2 separate regions of the Homo sapiens genome follow, and region 1 is linked to region 2. A link is a loop called in an ENCODE intact Hi-C map of the cell type or tissue named here. Cell type or tissue: mammary epithelial cell. All regions are shown on one strand. Links, peaks and the distances in the headings refer to the core of each region. The heading gives the core; the rest is flanking DNA. Region 1 has its middle 26 kb from the start of KRTAP24-1. Region 2 overlaps LINC00307 (long intergenic non-protein coding RNA 307).

What was found. Peaks named below come from ENCODE experiments on the same cell type or tissue, not always from the same donor. Only the 100,000 strongest peaks of a DNase experiment are listed, where the experiment ranks them.
Region 1: it touches region 2 in a loop (6-fold over the local background); 2 of 110 quality-filtered maps call a loop at or near these places.

Annotation. Positions count from the first base shown.
Region 1 is chr21:30,253,128-30,261,471 of GRCh38, forward strand. No RefSeq gene overlaps it. Among named protein-coding and RNA genes, the nearest start is that of KRTAP24-1, 26 kb to the right of the region's middle. In mammary epithelial cell, for the core only: a CTCF peak has its summit at 4,862 (motif pointing left); DNase peaks (open chromatin) are centred at 3,164 and 4,834.
Region 2 is chr21:30,202,792-30,211,135 of GRCh38, forward strand. It overlaps LINC00307 (long intergenic non-protein coding RNA 307), which reads right to left. Exons shown (of 3, transcript NR_038855.1): 2 at 6,947-7,134; 3 at 6,360-6,545. Among named protein-coding and RNA genes, the nearest start is that of LINC00307, 4.8 kb to the right of the region's middle. In mammary epithelial cell, for the core only: no CTCF peak of the experiment used is centred there; a DNase peak (open chromatin) is centred at 3,960; H3K27ac peaks cover 1,504 bases.

The DNA of each region.
Region 1 (8,344 bases), core at 292-8,291, 50 kb after region 2:
ATATCTGAATAGACATTTCTCAAGAAAAGACGTACAAATAGCAAATGAGTATATAAAAAGTTTCTCAACATTATTGATAATCGGTGAAATGCACATCAAAACTACAAGGAGGTATCATCTCACCCCAGTTAAATTGGCTTTTATACAAAAGACAGGCAATAACAAATGCTGGTGAGAATGAGAAGAGAAGGGAACCCTCGTACACTCTTGGTGTGAATGTAAATTAGTACAGCCAAGATGGAGAACAGTATGGATGTCCCTCAAAAAACAAAAATATATTTACCATGTGATCCAGCAATCCCATTGTTAGGTATATACCCAAAAGAAAGGAAATCAGTATATCAAAGAGATATTGCTTTCAATGGCAAAAATTGTAATTACTTTTATACCAACCTAATATATGCACTCCCATTTTTATTGCAGTAGTATTCATAATAGCCAAGATTTGGAAGCAACCTGAGTGTTCATCAACAGATGAATGGATAAAGAAAATGTGGTACATATAAACAGTAGAACACTATTTAGCCATAAAAAAGAATGAGATTTTGTCATTTACAACAACATGGATGGAATTGGAGATGACTAGATTAAGTGAAATATGCCAGGTGTAGAAAGTCAAACTTTGAATGCTCTTGCTAATTTATGGGAACTAAAATTTAAAACAGTTGAACTCATGGAGATAGACAGTAGAATGATGGTTACCAGAAGCTGGGAAGAGTAGGGTACAGGGGAAGTGAGAATAGTTAATGTATACAAAAATATAGTTAGATAGAATGAATAAGATCTAGTATTTAATAACTCAACAATGACTACCACCAACAATAAATTATTATACATGTAAATATAACTAAAAAAGTACAATTGGCTGGGCACGGTGGCTCACGCCTGTAATCTCACCACTTTGGGAGGCTGAGGTGGGCGGATCACATGAGGTCAGGAGTTCAAGACCAGCCTGGCCAACACGGTGACACCCCGTCTCTACTAAAAATATAGAAAATTAGCTGGGCGTGGTGGCGGGCACCTGTAATCCCAGCTACTCAGGAGGCTGAGGCAGGAGAATCCCTTGAACTTGGGAGGCAGAGGTTGCAGTGAGCAGAGATAGTGCCACTGCACTCCAGCCTGAGCAACAAGAACGAAACTCCATCTAAAAAAAAAAAAAAAAGCATAATTGCACTGTTTGTAACAGAAATAGATGATAAATGCTTGAGGGGATGAATACCCCATTTACCCTGATGTGATTATCATGCATTGTATCAAAATATTTCATGTACCCCATAAAAATTTCAAAAAAGAAAAAAAAGAGACAGAAATTTCTCATCAATATCCATTTCAAGGTGCATCATAAGGTTGGAAGTACACCATTTTCTAAACTTACACAATTCCTATTTTGTTCAGGAAAACATATGCTTAGTTATAAATAGTCATCCCTCCTTACTTTCCTGCAATAGGAATAGAGATGCGACCACGCCCTGGTCAATTAGATGTAAATAGAAATCAATGAATGGGGCACCTGAATAGCAATTTAAAGGGAGCCATATTTAGGTGGTCTATTTCTTTAGCTGTTTATCTTTCTCCTTTTCTCCTTTGTCCTATCTAGAATAAGCATCTGATACCTGAAGGTAAAACAGCTCTCTGGGGGAAGTGAGAATAAAAGCCACACACTGGGGTTGGTGTAACAGAAAGCTGGAATTATCTGGGTTTTTAATGGCATCGTGGAGAAGTCTTACCAGCCTTGACTTACCTATGTCTCCCCCAGTTTTGGTATGCAAGAAGAAAGACCTTTGTGTTGTGAAGCCAGGGTAGGCAGTTTTCTGTTTTCTGCAGCTCAATGCAGGCCTAACAAATGCATTTACTTCTATCTAGGACTTGCAAGGCTTTTTATTTATCTATACCACTGAAAATGGCAAATAAATCATGTTTCTTGCTTCTAAAACAATTACCAGTTTTGTCTTTAAACATTGCATAAGATAATATAATGTTTATAGAGACAATTTAATTTTAAAGAAACAGGGAAGTTAAATAAAACAATGCATATTTCATCTCTGTTATAGAAAACACATTGATCTAAGCCATGGGCCCACATCTATAATTAAGCCATAGCCCTTGACACAAAGTGTTCGCATTCTAGTGGGTAAGAAAAATGTATATGGATAGCTGTGACACTGTCTGACAAGTGCAATAAATATAATATTTCCAAAGCTCAATCCAAACCCTTCTCAAAATCATTTTTTCTTTATTTTTTCTTTATTTCTCAAAATCATTTTCCTTTTATCACAGGGCAGCATTATTAACTCAAGTCCCATCACTCACCCAAGACTCAAATTTCAGGATCTTGCTTCTCCTTCATGCTTGCAATCAATCCAATTTCCCTTAAATGTGTACCACATCTATCTCCATTTATGGTACCACTGTTTATATTCAGCAACCACCTAAGAATTATTGCACTAACCAGTTGACTGGCTTCTGTATCCTTCATCTTTTTTAACTCCTTTATGTTTTTATACCTGTTACCACAGTCATAAAAGTTTTTTTCTTTAAAATCTGTTTTTGTTTCCCAACATCTACCAGATAAAACCTAACTCCTTAAGGTGACTGATGTGTTAGTGAGAGTTCTTCAGGGAAACAGAATGAATGGAGTAGTTATAAATAAAGAGATTTATTATGAGAGGTTAACTTATGCCTGTAAGGAAGCTGAGAAGCTCCATGATCTGCTCTCTGCAAGTTGGAGGGACAGGAAAATCAGTGGTATAGTTCCAGCCCAAGTCCAAAGGCCTGACACCTGGGGAAAAAAAGATGTAAGTCCATGTCCAAGTCGAAAGGCCAGAGAACCAAGAGCTCCAGAGGATAAAAGAAGAGAGATGGTCCAGCTCAGCAAAGGAAGTGAATTTGCCTTTCCTCTGCCTGTTTGTTCTATTCAGGCCCTCAACAGATTGGATCATGCCCACCCATGCTGGGGCAAACCATCTTCTTTACTCAGTCTATGGATTCAAATACTAACATGCTTCCAGGCACACCTTCATCGACACACCCAGAAAGTAATGTTTTACCATCTTTATGGGCATCTCTTAGACCTGTCAAGTTGACAAATAAAATTAACCATCACATCTGATAAGGCCTATAACCCAAACTAGGTGCCCACAGCATAAGTGCCAGCCACCGTGGGCAACTGGGAGTTCCCGGAATGTGTCATGCTCTTTCAGGGCCCCTCCGGAATGTGTCATGCTCTTTCAGGGCCCCTCCCTATGCCATGGGAACCCTTCTATTCTCTTCTCTACCTGACTTGTAAGAGTCTTTGTGGAAGCTTTTCTTTTCTTCCCTGGTAACTTTAATTCTCTACCCTCTCCTGGCTCATAGGACTTTCTTCATTTTTTCCTTCCTTGTCCCTCTCTCTGCCTTCCCTTCTTCCGCCTCTTTCTCCTATTCCCTCTTTCTTTTTCTCCATTTTTCCCTTCCTTGCTTTCTTTTTTACTTTCTTCCTTTTCTTTCTTTCTTCCTCTTCTCCCTAATCTTTATACTAGAATAATTTGTTGATATATTTGTGCTTCGTAAAAGTCCATGAGGTCCTTGCAATAGGTCACTTTGTGTTACAAAGAACCTGGTTTTTATTTTTTATTTTTTGATCAAGATGTTAAGATCTAATTTCAAAACATATGGAAATAATTGCATACATTTAACATTACTGTTAAAAAAACTCTCTTAAATCCTTTAGGAAACAATAATATTATTTTTGAGACAGGGTCTCACTCTGTCACCCAGGCTGGAGTGCAGTGGCACGATCATGGCTCACTGCAGCCTTGACCTCCTAGGTTCAAGCAATTCTCTCATGTCAGCTTCCTTAGAAGCTGGGACTACAGGTGCGCCCCGCCATGCCTGGCTTAGTTTTATTTTTGTATTTTTGTAGAGACAGGGACTCACTATGTTGCCCAGATGGGTCTTGAACTCCTGGGCTCAAAAGATCCTCCTGCCTTGGCCTCTCAAAGTGCTGAGATTACAGGCATCAGCCACTGCACCTAGCCAGTATTATTATTAACAGGAGTAATAACTAATACATCAATTACATTACTATGTGACAAGCTTTGTGTTTGAGCAAATATTCAACATGTTTTTGTTTGTGTGTGCACAATCTGGACAATTATATATGTTGATAAATATATAATGTACATGATTATAGGCATTACATGAAAAAACATGAGAAAATATATAATTCGTTTTTTAAATGTGTATAATTTTTTGTTGAATTCAGTGTTAAATTTGTGTAAGTTAAATACATATATATTGTGACTCACTTATATTCTGTCTGGTTTTTCATTGCCCCAAATTTGATTAAAATTTATTCTTCAATCTTTCTGAAATGGGTTTAGTTTATAGAATGAGGAGTAAATCTAATAAAGCTATTCAAGGCCTCATCATATTTTCCCCAGCCTTAAAAAAAAAATCCAGAGAATAAGATCTAATTTCATAACATATGGAAATAATTGCATACCTTTAACATTACTGTTAAAAATCTCTTAAATCCATTAGAAAATAATAATATTGTTTTTGACACAGGGTCTCACTCCGTCACCCAGGCTGGAGTACAGTAGTGAGATCACGGCTCACTGCAGCCTCCAACTTCTCTTCACCAGCAAACAACCCAGGCCTAGATCTCCAAATTCTGAAATACAAAAATGCTGCCCTTTCTCATCTCAGTATTCAGAAGGTGGCAAAAAGCACTCTCCTTTTCAATCTTCAACTCCCTACCCCAATACAGATTTTCATACTGGCCTTGACTCAACAGCAGATCTTCTCTGCGCTCAGCATCCAGGGCTGCCCAACTTACACTCAGAGGGCTAATTAATTCCTGCCCCCTGGTGGTAAAATGTGTTGTCTTTAGGAACGTGAAAGCTTGGCTGCCCTAAGAGAGGTGAGAGACACCTTTTATTCCGTCCTGAAGAGATAATGGCCACAAAACAAGGTCTGATGTAGTTTCTCCATAGGCCACCCTGCTAGTATAACCTCTCAGTTACTCTCTCTGATTTATGTTTCCTCTTTAAATTCTGATTCGGGTATTTTGATGATCTGCTCAAACGGCTCTTGGCTCAAGTCATTCAGCTGGGCCCAGGTTTGATAGCAAATATGCTTGCAGAAAACCCAAGCTAAAGACATGTCAAACAAACTGGGCATAAAACACAACATCGAATCCTATTTTTTTTTTTCTGAATCTCCAACTCCCAAGTAATGTGTAGTTAAGGAGCACAGACAACAAGTTAATTCGGTGCTCCCCATAATTCCCAAGCCATGTTCAGGGCCCTGCCTTCTAAAACTTTCAGGGGTTACCAAAGTATCTCTCTCAATGGACCTGTGCTTCCCATTTCGCTTGCTGAATTTGCAGGGAAGCAATACAGTGTCAAACTGTGGTTCTCAACCCAGGTGATGTGCCTGCCTCCCAACCCCACCTAGGACACATTTGGCAATTTTCACATTGTGTGCGTGTGTGTGTGCGCGCGCATGCGTGTATATGTGTGTGTGTGTTTTGAGGGTACCAGTGCTACTGGCATCTAGTGGGTAGAAACCAGGGATGCTGTTAAGCATCTTATGATACACAGTAAAGTCCCCATCTTCAACTAATAATTCAGTCCAAATATCAATTGTGCTGAGGTTGTTAGGCCCTGGTGGAGAGGTTTAAAGATTCTGGAGTTAATCAGACTTGCTTTGTATCCTAAATCTGTCTATTAGGTTCTCTGAAACCTAAGTATCGTCATATATACAACAGGAAAAATAAGTTTCACCTTAGGGTGGTGTAATGGCTAAATGAACTCATCCATACAAAACACTTATCCACTTATCACAGTGTCCACAGAATAAGCACTTACCATATATGTTGTTATTATCACTAATTTTATTAACACTTCTCAGTTCAAAATGAATAAAGAACTTTTCAAATTAAAATGAAAGACATATATTAGAATTCTAATAAAAATGTATTTGATACAAAAAAATTTACATACAATTTTTACCATCCTGCAGTAGAAGTGAAATGTTTCTTGCATTGCTACTCATTGGCACAATTGTTGGCTTTTGGTAACTTTTTTCATAACTGAAAATTGTTGCTCAAATATTTCTGCTATACCAAAGGAGTAACTCAGTATATGTGCAAATAAGTCATTTAAAATAGTTACCAAATACCATCAAACATATTATTTCTCTCCTGATTCAGTTCCCTTGGGTCAAAAGTCCTTATTCTTGGAGCTGGTAGAAAGACTTTCTCCACTGACACTATAAACGTTGTCTCTCTTGAGATATCTTATGTTTGTGTCAAGCTTGCTATCTTTAGGTACTCATAAAGTCATCAGTGTTTAAAGGAGCAGACCATGACAGGGTCCTTTCCACAGCACTGGGCCATCTCTTGTCACGGGCACCCAGGTATCTCATAAAAGTCTATCATGCAAGTAGTGTCTTCAATGTCTTCTCTCTGGTTCTCATTTCTTACAAGCGATTTCTTGAATTCTTGGAAAAAGTTTTTCATAGTAAAAAGAAATAATTCAAACACAGCTCTGTGTCTACCCTACTTTTCAAAAATTAACTCCTCTGCAACTTCATTTTAACAAAAACCTGCAAACCAAACAACAACTTTAAAGGTAAACTTTGATTAAACACAAGAATTTACATTCCCAAAAAACAAAGAACTTAATCTCTTCACTGTGAGCTACTAATAAGATAATGGAAAATTGCTTTATATTTTTATATCTTAAGGTGTACCCTGGATGATTTGTATCATGTAAAGACACAGACTGCCCTGAAAACACATTGAAGTTTCTCTGAGGATAGAAATTGATTTCAATTTTTCTCTTCTTTCTCTATCTCTCCCGAACACCCCCTCCCCCACCACCCCACCACAATTTAAGTGTCTAATTAGCTAGAGCATTTTGTTACGTATAGCATTATTTCAGAATGTACTCATATAAAATTTGAGCATTGTCTACACTTTTGAATGGGTTGCAGTAAATCCAACCCTATGTTGATTTACAACTCTTGCAGTAAAATCATGGGATTAGAGCATTCTGCATTGGAATGAATCTTGTAGATCAAAAAACACTGAATTGGAATGTATTTTGTAGGCTATTGGGTTCTAAATTTGGATATAAGGAAAGCGAAGGAAAGAAATGAGATGATACAAGTAGGCCCCACAGTGAGAGGGGACTGTGCTTCCTAAACTGAGATGGGAGATATGTGAGTTACACATGAGTTAATAAACTAAATACACATATAATTGGCTTACTTAAGGAAGAGGTCTAAGATACAGACCCTGTGCATAGTATTATAAAGATTGTATCATAGACACATGCCATCTGGGTTATTTGTCTAAGTACCTACAACCAAAGTATTCTCCAACAGAGATAATTAGGGGAAAAGACAGGACATTCTATATGATTTTTAAGAAAGGAGAATGAAGTGGAACAGAGTACTCGTGAAAGGTTCATACTTCAGAAATAGACGGTTAGCTATGGTTTCCATAGAAGAATAAAATAAATGATAATCTGTCAGCTTAGATTGCTCTTAGAAAGCAAAGAAAGCAGTGTGGTGATTCCGCAAGAGCTAAAAACAGAACTACTATTTGACCCAGCAATCCCATTACTGGATATATACCCAGAGGAATATAAATCATTCTACCATAAAGACACATGCATGCAAATTCTCATTGTGGCACTTTTCACAATAGCAAAGACATGGAATCAACCTAAATGGCCATTAAGGACAGATTGAATAAAGAAAATGTGGTACATATACACCATGGAATACTGTGTAGCCATAAAAATGATATCATATCTTTTGGGGGAACATGGATGGAGCTGGAGGCCTTTATCCTTAGCAAACTAACACAGGAAACTACAATCAAATACCACATGTTCTTACTTATAAGTGGGAGCTAAATGATGACAACTCATGGTCACAAAGGGAACAATAGACACTGGAGCCTACTTGAGGGTGGAGAGTGGGAGGAGGAAGAGAAGCAGAAAAAATAACTGTTGGGTACTAGGCTTAGTAAGTGGGAGATGAAATAATCTGTACAACAAACTCCCAATACATGAGTTCACCTGTATAACAAACCTGTGCACATACTCCTGAACCAAAAATAAAGCTTTTCTAAATAAAGAAAGCAAAGAGCAGACCCAAATAACATTTGTAGTACCTGAAGACTTACGTGCAAAATAGATCAATCAACAGAGATATGCTGAATGAATTAACAAACCCAAAGAAAAGTTTTCTGTGTTTTTTGTTTTTCACAAAAGACCCTGTGTCTGTCTGATAATATATTTGAGGGAAGATTCGCATTTTGGAGGCCTTCATATTACAGAAAGTCAAC
Region 2 (8,344 bases), core at 138-8,137:
CTTTATGTCACAGCTTATTTTGAAATTTATAAGAATAGATGGGACAGAGATACTACTGGAGTATGCCTGCCACATTTGCTATAAAAGAAGAAAGAAAAGATTTGATCTGAGCCTCCTCACTATTAATGCAATATTTTCTCCTCAGCTCACGTTCTACAGTGAGTTGGGCAAGCACTCTGTGAAATTATTTCCACTACAAAGTCAGTAGAGTAAGAATGTAAAGTATATTCAAGACAGATATCCCAAAACTTGATGAAACCAGTAGCCTTTAGATCAATTAGTGACGATCTACTTTTAAAAAAATCCAGAGATCAATGAAGCAGAATAAATAGCTCAGAAACAGACAGTGAGATATGTATGCATTTTTACTTGATAAATAAGGCATCAGTAAACTACAGGGAATGGATTATTTAACAAATGGAGCTGAAAATTTTACTACTTAGGAAATTAAAAGTTTATATTCACCTTTTACCATGTTAAAAAAGTAAATTCTCTCTGTGAAATAAGATGGCTTGCTGGTTGAAATGTAAAAATCAAAGAGTGAAATGAAAGCAGAAACTGAATGTATTGTGTTGTGGTTTAAGGATAGAAATCAAAGTGAAACTGATATTTGTTTATATGAATTGTCAACTTATTTTTTTCCCACTTGGATATTTCCAAAACCCTTTAGTTAAATTTAAAATATGAAGCCTTTATCAAACTAGCTCTCAGTCTTCACTTAAGATGAGTAATTTTTCTTGAAGCATGGTAAAACAGCTGTCTTTCAATCATAAATATTTCCACAGATCTAGAAAATATTGCTGGCTGTGTGCAGGGGCTCATGCCTGTAATCCCAACACTTTGGGAGGCTGAGGTGGCAAGATCACTTGTAGCCAGGAGTTTGAGATCAGCCTGGGCAACATAGTGAGACCTCTTCTCTACAAAAATAAAAATAAAAATTAGCTGAGTGTGGTGGTGCATGCCTGTAGTCCCAACTACTTGGGAGGCTGAGTCTTGAACTCAGGAGTTGGAGGATATGGTGGCAAGCTATGATCAAGTTGCTGCACTCCAGCCTGGCGCAACAGAACAAGACCCCTCAAGACTCTCAAAAAAAAGGAAAAGATACAAAAATATTTTTTGATTCTTCCTTTTTTCTCTTGCTCACCTGTCATTTTTTATCCCCCTTTATAACTTCTCATCAATTTCTCATCAGCTTTTCTCATTGTTTGATTACTTTCCTCAGAGTTTAATGGTCTTTCCTCATCCTTTTCCTCCGCAGTCCTGTTTTGATTTTCTGCCAAGTTAAATATCTACTGTTTTTTGTTGCTGTTGTTGTTTGTAGAGATAGGATCTCACTATGTGGCCCAGGTTGGTCTTGAATTCGTGGCCTTAAAGGATTCTTCTATCTCTACCTCTCAACTTATCGCCCAAAATGCTGGGATTATAGGCATGAGCCACCATGCCCAGCTTGTTTTTCATATATTTATATCCTTAAAATATACTCATTTAGCCAGGCATGGCGGCATGCCTCTGTAATCCCAGCTGCTCGAGAGGCTGAAACAGGAGGATCACTTGAGCCCAGAAGTCCAGCCAGAGCAACATGGGAAGGCTCATCTGTTAATAATTAAAAATAAAAAACACTGTATACATTTATTGATTTTCCTCACTATTAAAATATTCAGTCACTAAAAAATGAGAGTAAAAAAATTATTAACAAAATAGTAATCACACTTACTTTTACATTTTCATCTTTTTCTTTTCAGCCATTCTTTTCATGTATACATATGCAAGTGCATTGTTTGTGTATGTGTGAGAGAGACAGAAGGAGAGAGAGAGAGAGGAGAGAGGGAGTTTAAATCATGATAATGGTAATTATGCACTTTAGAACTGTTTTTGTCCTATTTTGATAACATTATAGCATAACATTATATACTGACTCCTCAGTAGCAGGGAAATATGCATTGAATGGATGGATGCACCATCGTTAATTGAACCTTTCTCCCTGTGGAACACATAGACTATTTCCAACTTTCCATCATTATAAATAGTGCTTAGATTAATAGGCATTTACAAAACATTTGTGAACATCTCCGATTATTACTAAGCATAAATTTCTAAATTACAACATTTTATCTCACATGCCTTTTAAAAAAATTTTTGTCTTCCCTTGGGGAAAATGTAACTAAAAACAAAATCTGCCAACTCCAAACACCTCTCCACAAAGGTCACAGAGAAAGAAAACAATCTTATTTATGTTATTTTTTTTAATTTTATTTTTTTTTGAAACAGAGTCTCACTCTGTCTCGCCTAGGCTGGAGTGCAATGGTGCAATCTCAGCTCATCGCAACCTCAGACTCCCAGGCTCATGCAATTCTCCTGCCTCAGCCTCCCGAGTAGCTGGGATTACAGGCATCCGCCACTGCACCCGGCTAATTTTTGTATTTTTAGTAGAGACAGAGTATCACCATGTTGGACAGACTGGTCTTGAACTCCTGACCTCAAGTGATCCTCCCGCCTTGTTCTCCCAAAGTGCTGGGATTACAGGCGTGAGCCACCGCGCCCGGCCTTATTTTTGAATAAGCATTAAACTAGAATGTGGTGCACACCACAAGCAATCTGCTCAGAGATTGAAAAGACAGAAACAAACCTTACCTTTTTGCATAGCCATGCAGAAGCAACCGTTATATACATGTGTTCAAGATAAACAATACCTAGTTCTCAAGTAAGAGAACTTGGCACCATTTGTCACACAAAGTCCATCCTAAATTCACCTGGTAATTGGAGTGACCATCTGTGTCAGCTAATTAGCTTCATCCAGAGGAGAAACAAATTTTCTATGTCTTTATGACATGAGTTATTTTGCAAATTGGAGCAGATGTCCACTGAAGTTAGGCTCCTAGCCTTCCCCAGAAACCGGGAGATAGGGTTAGGGATGCTGTCTCCCTTCACATTTACATTAGGAAGAGATGGCCCAGGTCCTTGAGAAAGATATTCCTGGGTCATAAAACTGACGAAAGGTCTGACTTTTTCTTTTTTTTTTTTTTTTATAAGGAGTCTCTCTCTGTCACCACGCTGGAATGCAGTGGCATGATCTCAGCTCACTGCAACCTCTGCCTCCCGGGTTCAAATGATTCTCCTCCTTCAGCCTCCCGAGTAGCTGGGACTACAGGCACCTGCCACCACATCCAGCTAATTTTTGTATTTTTAGTAGAGATGGGGTTTCACCATCTTGGCCAGGCTGGTCTCGAACTCCTGACCTCAGGTGATCCACCCATCTCGGCCTCCCAAAGTGCTGGGATTACAGGTGTAAGCCACCATGCCTGGCCCAAAACACACCTTTTATATCATGTCTATGTTTCAAGGAATAAGTGTATGTGAAAGAAAAATTTCCCTTTAAGTTGTTTTTGTTGTTGTTGTTGTTGTTTTTTAATACTTTAAGTTTTAGGGTACATGTGCACAACGTGCAGGTTTGTTACATATGTATACATGTGCCATGTTGGTGTGCGGCACCCATTAACTTGTCATTTAACATTAGGTATATCTCCTAATGCTATCCCTCCCCCCTCCCCCCTCCCCCCACCCCACCACAGGCCCCGGTGTGTGATGTTCCCCTTCCTTGTGTTCCCTTTAAGTTCTTAACAACTGTACTGTAAGCCTGGAATGGACCAAAGATGGTTCCAAAATCGTTGGTGGTCTTTCCATTGAGAAGAGGGGCCTGTTTTTCTTCTCCTTGACCTGGGACTGTCTTTGACCAATTGCATATGGTGAAAGTGACTCGTATTTTTCCCCCTTTGGATTCTTAAAGCTCTCAGCTATTCTGCTGACAAACTCCCTTGGTGAAAAGATAAGGTGGAGAGGCCATAAGACCACATATAGGGGAATCATTGCCAAGGCACCAGGCAGTGAGGAAAACTGTTGACACTTTATACACTAGCTACTAACTGAAGAGGATGCTACAGGCCAGCTGAGCCCTGCCTAAATTCCTATCCCATGAAATAATATCTAAAAACAGTCCGTGTTTTGAGTCACCAAGTTTTGAGATTTTGTGTTATACAGCAAGTAAAGATTTCAGCCATTGTGGGTTCATTGGCTCAATGCACAGCAAGTTAATATACTGAGTGAGATACCAGAGATTGCGGCAGACAGAGTCTAATAATCATATGAGAAGGGAGGAAACCTCAAATCCTCCTCTCCAAGGAGTATGGGGCTGGAGGTTTTAAGGAGCTAGGAGTGGGCAGAAATGTGGGATCCGTGATTGGTGGCAGAGTGCAGAATGAAGTCTTGGGGCGGGGAGAGGAAGAAACTGCATTATCATCCTGATTTCATTCTTCTCTGGGGCTCTTCAAACTGGTAGCGTCAGGCTTCTGCTGGCATCCAGGATCTGAAGAACATCTTGAACAATTCTTAAACAAAAGCCTTATGATTCTAACTTTGGAAATCCTATCTATGGAAACAGTGGGCATGCAAATCGTCCGTATCTGGTGCTATGTGGCTTTTAGTTACAAGGAAATGGGCCAAAGGGCAGACTGATGAATGCTTAATTATAACTGTATTTCTGTTCAGAACCTGACATGTAGTTCTTGTTAACCCTGTGAATACAGTATCATAGTCAGAGCAGGGCACAATGCTGAGTCATGTTTTTTTTTCTTTTTTCTTCCTTTAATAAAAGTAAAAGAGCACTGTATTAAGATTCAGGGCGGGCTGCAGTTGAACCAGGAGGATAGGCTTCCTTTTCCTCTGAGGGTTTCTCAGCTTTAAAGCTGGAGAGCAGTTTGATTTCCAAAGTATTTTTTTAACTTTAATATCTAATAAAATACAGTTTCTTTTTCAAAGAGGATCTCCATGTAGCCACGAAAAAATATCTACTTTCATATCAAAAATTAAAAAAGCAACATAAAAAAGTAGCCCAATTCAGAAAAAAAATAGGGGAAAAGATTCATTTGTGATGCTCACACAAATGTATTTCTACCAGGTTGCAGATTAAAAACAAAGGAAAAAGATCTTCAATCACAGACCTCCTTCCGTCTCAGGAGGGTTTCAACAACTCAAGTGCAAAATAGAGAGATCAGTAAAGAGAGAGGCAACCGTAGACAACCAATTTAATAACCATAGAGACTGGTGGGGAGGAGGGGGATGGGTATCAGAAAAACCAAGCAAGAGGGAAAAAGCTGAGTATGGAGATGGATTGGGGTTGTTTGCTCAATGCCTGTGTTAATAAAATTTATTCTATCTTTTAAAAAAAGTTAAATAACAAATGCCAATTATTATTTTATTTTAGCCCACTGGGTAAGAAAGGTTATATAAATTCTTCCCTGAATCAGGAAAATGCTCAACTCTGATATTTTTTATTTTTCTAAAAGGTTCTTTTAGTTTTCAGCATTTTCATATGCACTTTATTGGCATTTGAAAAGGAATCAGCCAGGCACTGTGGCTCATACTGGTAATCCCAGCAGATTGGGAGGCCGAGGCAGGACGATTGCTTTTGAGATTAGCCTGGGCAGCATAGGGAGACCTCATCTCTAAAAAAAAATTAAAAATAGCTGGGCGTGGTGGCTCCAGCCTATAGTCCCAGACACTTGGGAGGCTGAGGTGGAAGGGTTGCTTGAGCCCGAGAGGTTGGGGATGCAGTGAGCTATGATTGCACCAACTGCCCTCCAACCTGGGGGAAAGAAAGAGAAAGGAGGGAAGGAAGGAAGGAATGAAGGAAGGGAGGGAGGGAGGGAAAGAAAGAAAGAAGGAAGGAAAGAGAGAGAGAAAGGAAAGAAAGAAAGAACGAAAGAAAGAAAAAGAAAGAAAGAACGAAAGAAAGAAAGAAAGAAAGAAAGAAAGAAAGAAAGAAAGAAAGAAAGAAAGAAAAGAAGGAGGCAGGCAGTTAGGAAAGGGGCAGGGAGTGGGTTTAGCAATGTGCAATGAGCATCTAATAAATTAGAGTTGCTCTTCAAAGAGGATCCCCATATAGCTATGAAGAGTTAGCTACCCATAGGCGTATATAAGTAGGTGTGGGGGAGATATACAATACATGGTGATTTGAAGGACACGAAGGAAGCTCAGAGAGCAATAGTGTAGGGTAAATCTCTTTCCCAGAAGGAGCGTGGGGTGGTTGACACACTTCTGTCTCACAGCAGGACTGAGCTAACACAGCGTGGTGTGGCACAGGGGAAGATGCGTGGGTGCAGCCAGGAAGAAAGAGGTCAAGCAGAGGCCGGGATTCAACCACCCCGACAATAAAGGATGACAAGGGCATTGCCGGTGATCAAATGCCTGAAGGACAGAATTTCTGAATGGCAAAGAAGTAACATGGAGTCTGACCAGACCAGAATATGGGCACCACAGGGCCCATGACAGAAGACCAGAAGGAAAAAGAAGGCTAGGCCATTCGATGTTTTGTGGTTTTGTTTATCTGGTTTGTTTTCCCATGCTTAAGATGTTGAACTTGTCTGCAGGGCTGGGAAAGAATAGTTCTGAATTTGAGGATCAACTTTGCCATATTGGAAGTAGTTTCCTTCACTTTTTTACTTGCTGGGTCCTATTTGGTGTTCCCTTACATAATTTCAGGATCTTTTCCCCTGTGGAAGTCAAGTTGCTACCATCAGCAATAGCCAATCCTGGAGTGGCAGGAATTCTTGCTGTACGTGGTGACCTAGTGACCTTAAAGTTGCTATCTGACTACTGGGAACCTGGTAAGCAGCCTCCGCACTCCCAGCTGTCCAGTGTCCTCACTCTCTGGTCTTACAGTCTCCAAGGCCCCAGGCTAAGTAGGAACCCAGCCTATGAATAAGTCTCCCAAGGGTTTTCTGGCCCCGAGGTTATCCCCCTGAGACAGGTGAACAAAGCCTTCCCTCCTTCCAGGGTTACTTGTGAAGCAAGGAGGGCCTGAGTTTCTCTCCCACCCTCTCACTCCGAGCAGACATTCAGGCCTGGCCTTGAGCCTCTACACCAGGAATCCCCTCCTTCTTCTTAGACTCACCATTGAACACAATGCTTCTCTTTCTTCCCGGAAGGTGGCAGCGCCTGAAACGTCTCAGAAAGCTTCCAGCCTCTGCCTGCTGGGCCTCGGCAGCAATTTGGCTTTGTTTCAGCAGTTGGATCACAGTTGAGAGGAGGGGGTTGCAGGGATACTGACAGGGAAGTCCTTCTCAGGACAAGGAAGGAGGCCTGGTGAATGGAAATACAAGGCCTACAATTGGAGTCCAAAAAAATAGAATGTTATCCCACAGGAGAAGGTAATAGATGTCAGGCACTAAAAGCAGTAAATCATCTAGAGGTTAAGAGGGGAATGAGAAGGGAGTCAAAATGTAGCAAAGATGGATGAGGAGGTCACTTTAGTGTTCAGGGAGAAAAAATGCTGTGACCAGTGAATCACAGGGAAGACTTGAGACATATATTATACACATATTAATCACAGAGAATATATATATATATAGTCTCCCTAATTCTAATTCAAGGTACATATATATATATATATATATATATATAGTCTCCCTAATTGTAATTCAAGGTACGTATGTGTATATATATATATATATATATATATATATATATATATATATATATATATAGTCTCCCTAATTCTAATTCAAGGTACATATATATATATATATATATATATATATATAGTCTCCCTAATTCTAATTCAAGGTACATATATATATATATATATATATATATATAGTCTCCCTAATTCTAATTCAAGGTACATATATATATATATATATATATATATAGTCTCCCTAATTCTAATTCAAGGTACATATATATATATATATATAGTCTCCCTAATTCTAATTCAAGGTATATATATATATATATATATATATATATATAGTCTCCCTAATTCTAATTCAAGGTACTTAATGTCAATGAGATAATATAAGATATGTGTGTGTATTTATATATGCATGTTACTTCATTGAGACTCTGTGTTCTTATAATTTAATATCTAATTCACAGAATTTTTAAAGGATCAATGAGGTAAAGAAAGAAAAACACCAAAAACATGGGTGGGCATGCAGTTCAGCTACATTCCTCGCTCTTGTCTCTTCTTGTTAGTTGTAAATGCCTTGAAAGCAAAAACTGTCTTGTCCATCCTGGATTCTCTAGCACTTACAGTACTGTAGCTTAATAACTGTTTCACGATGCATGAGACTGCCATTTTGGATACAGAATTAGCAGAAGGGGGGTCATGGTGAGAGCAACAAGTGGTACAGTATGAAAAAGAAGAAAATATTATTATTCTATTTGGTTTGAAAAGTAGCTAGAATAGGCAAGATTGATATCTAATTCATTATTTGCCCAGTATTGTGCTAAGGACTTGATGTATATCAACTCAGTGAATCTTGACAGCAACCCTAGAACTCAGGCACAA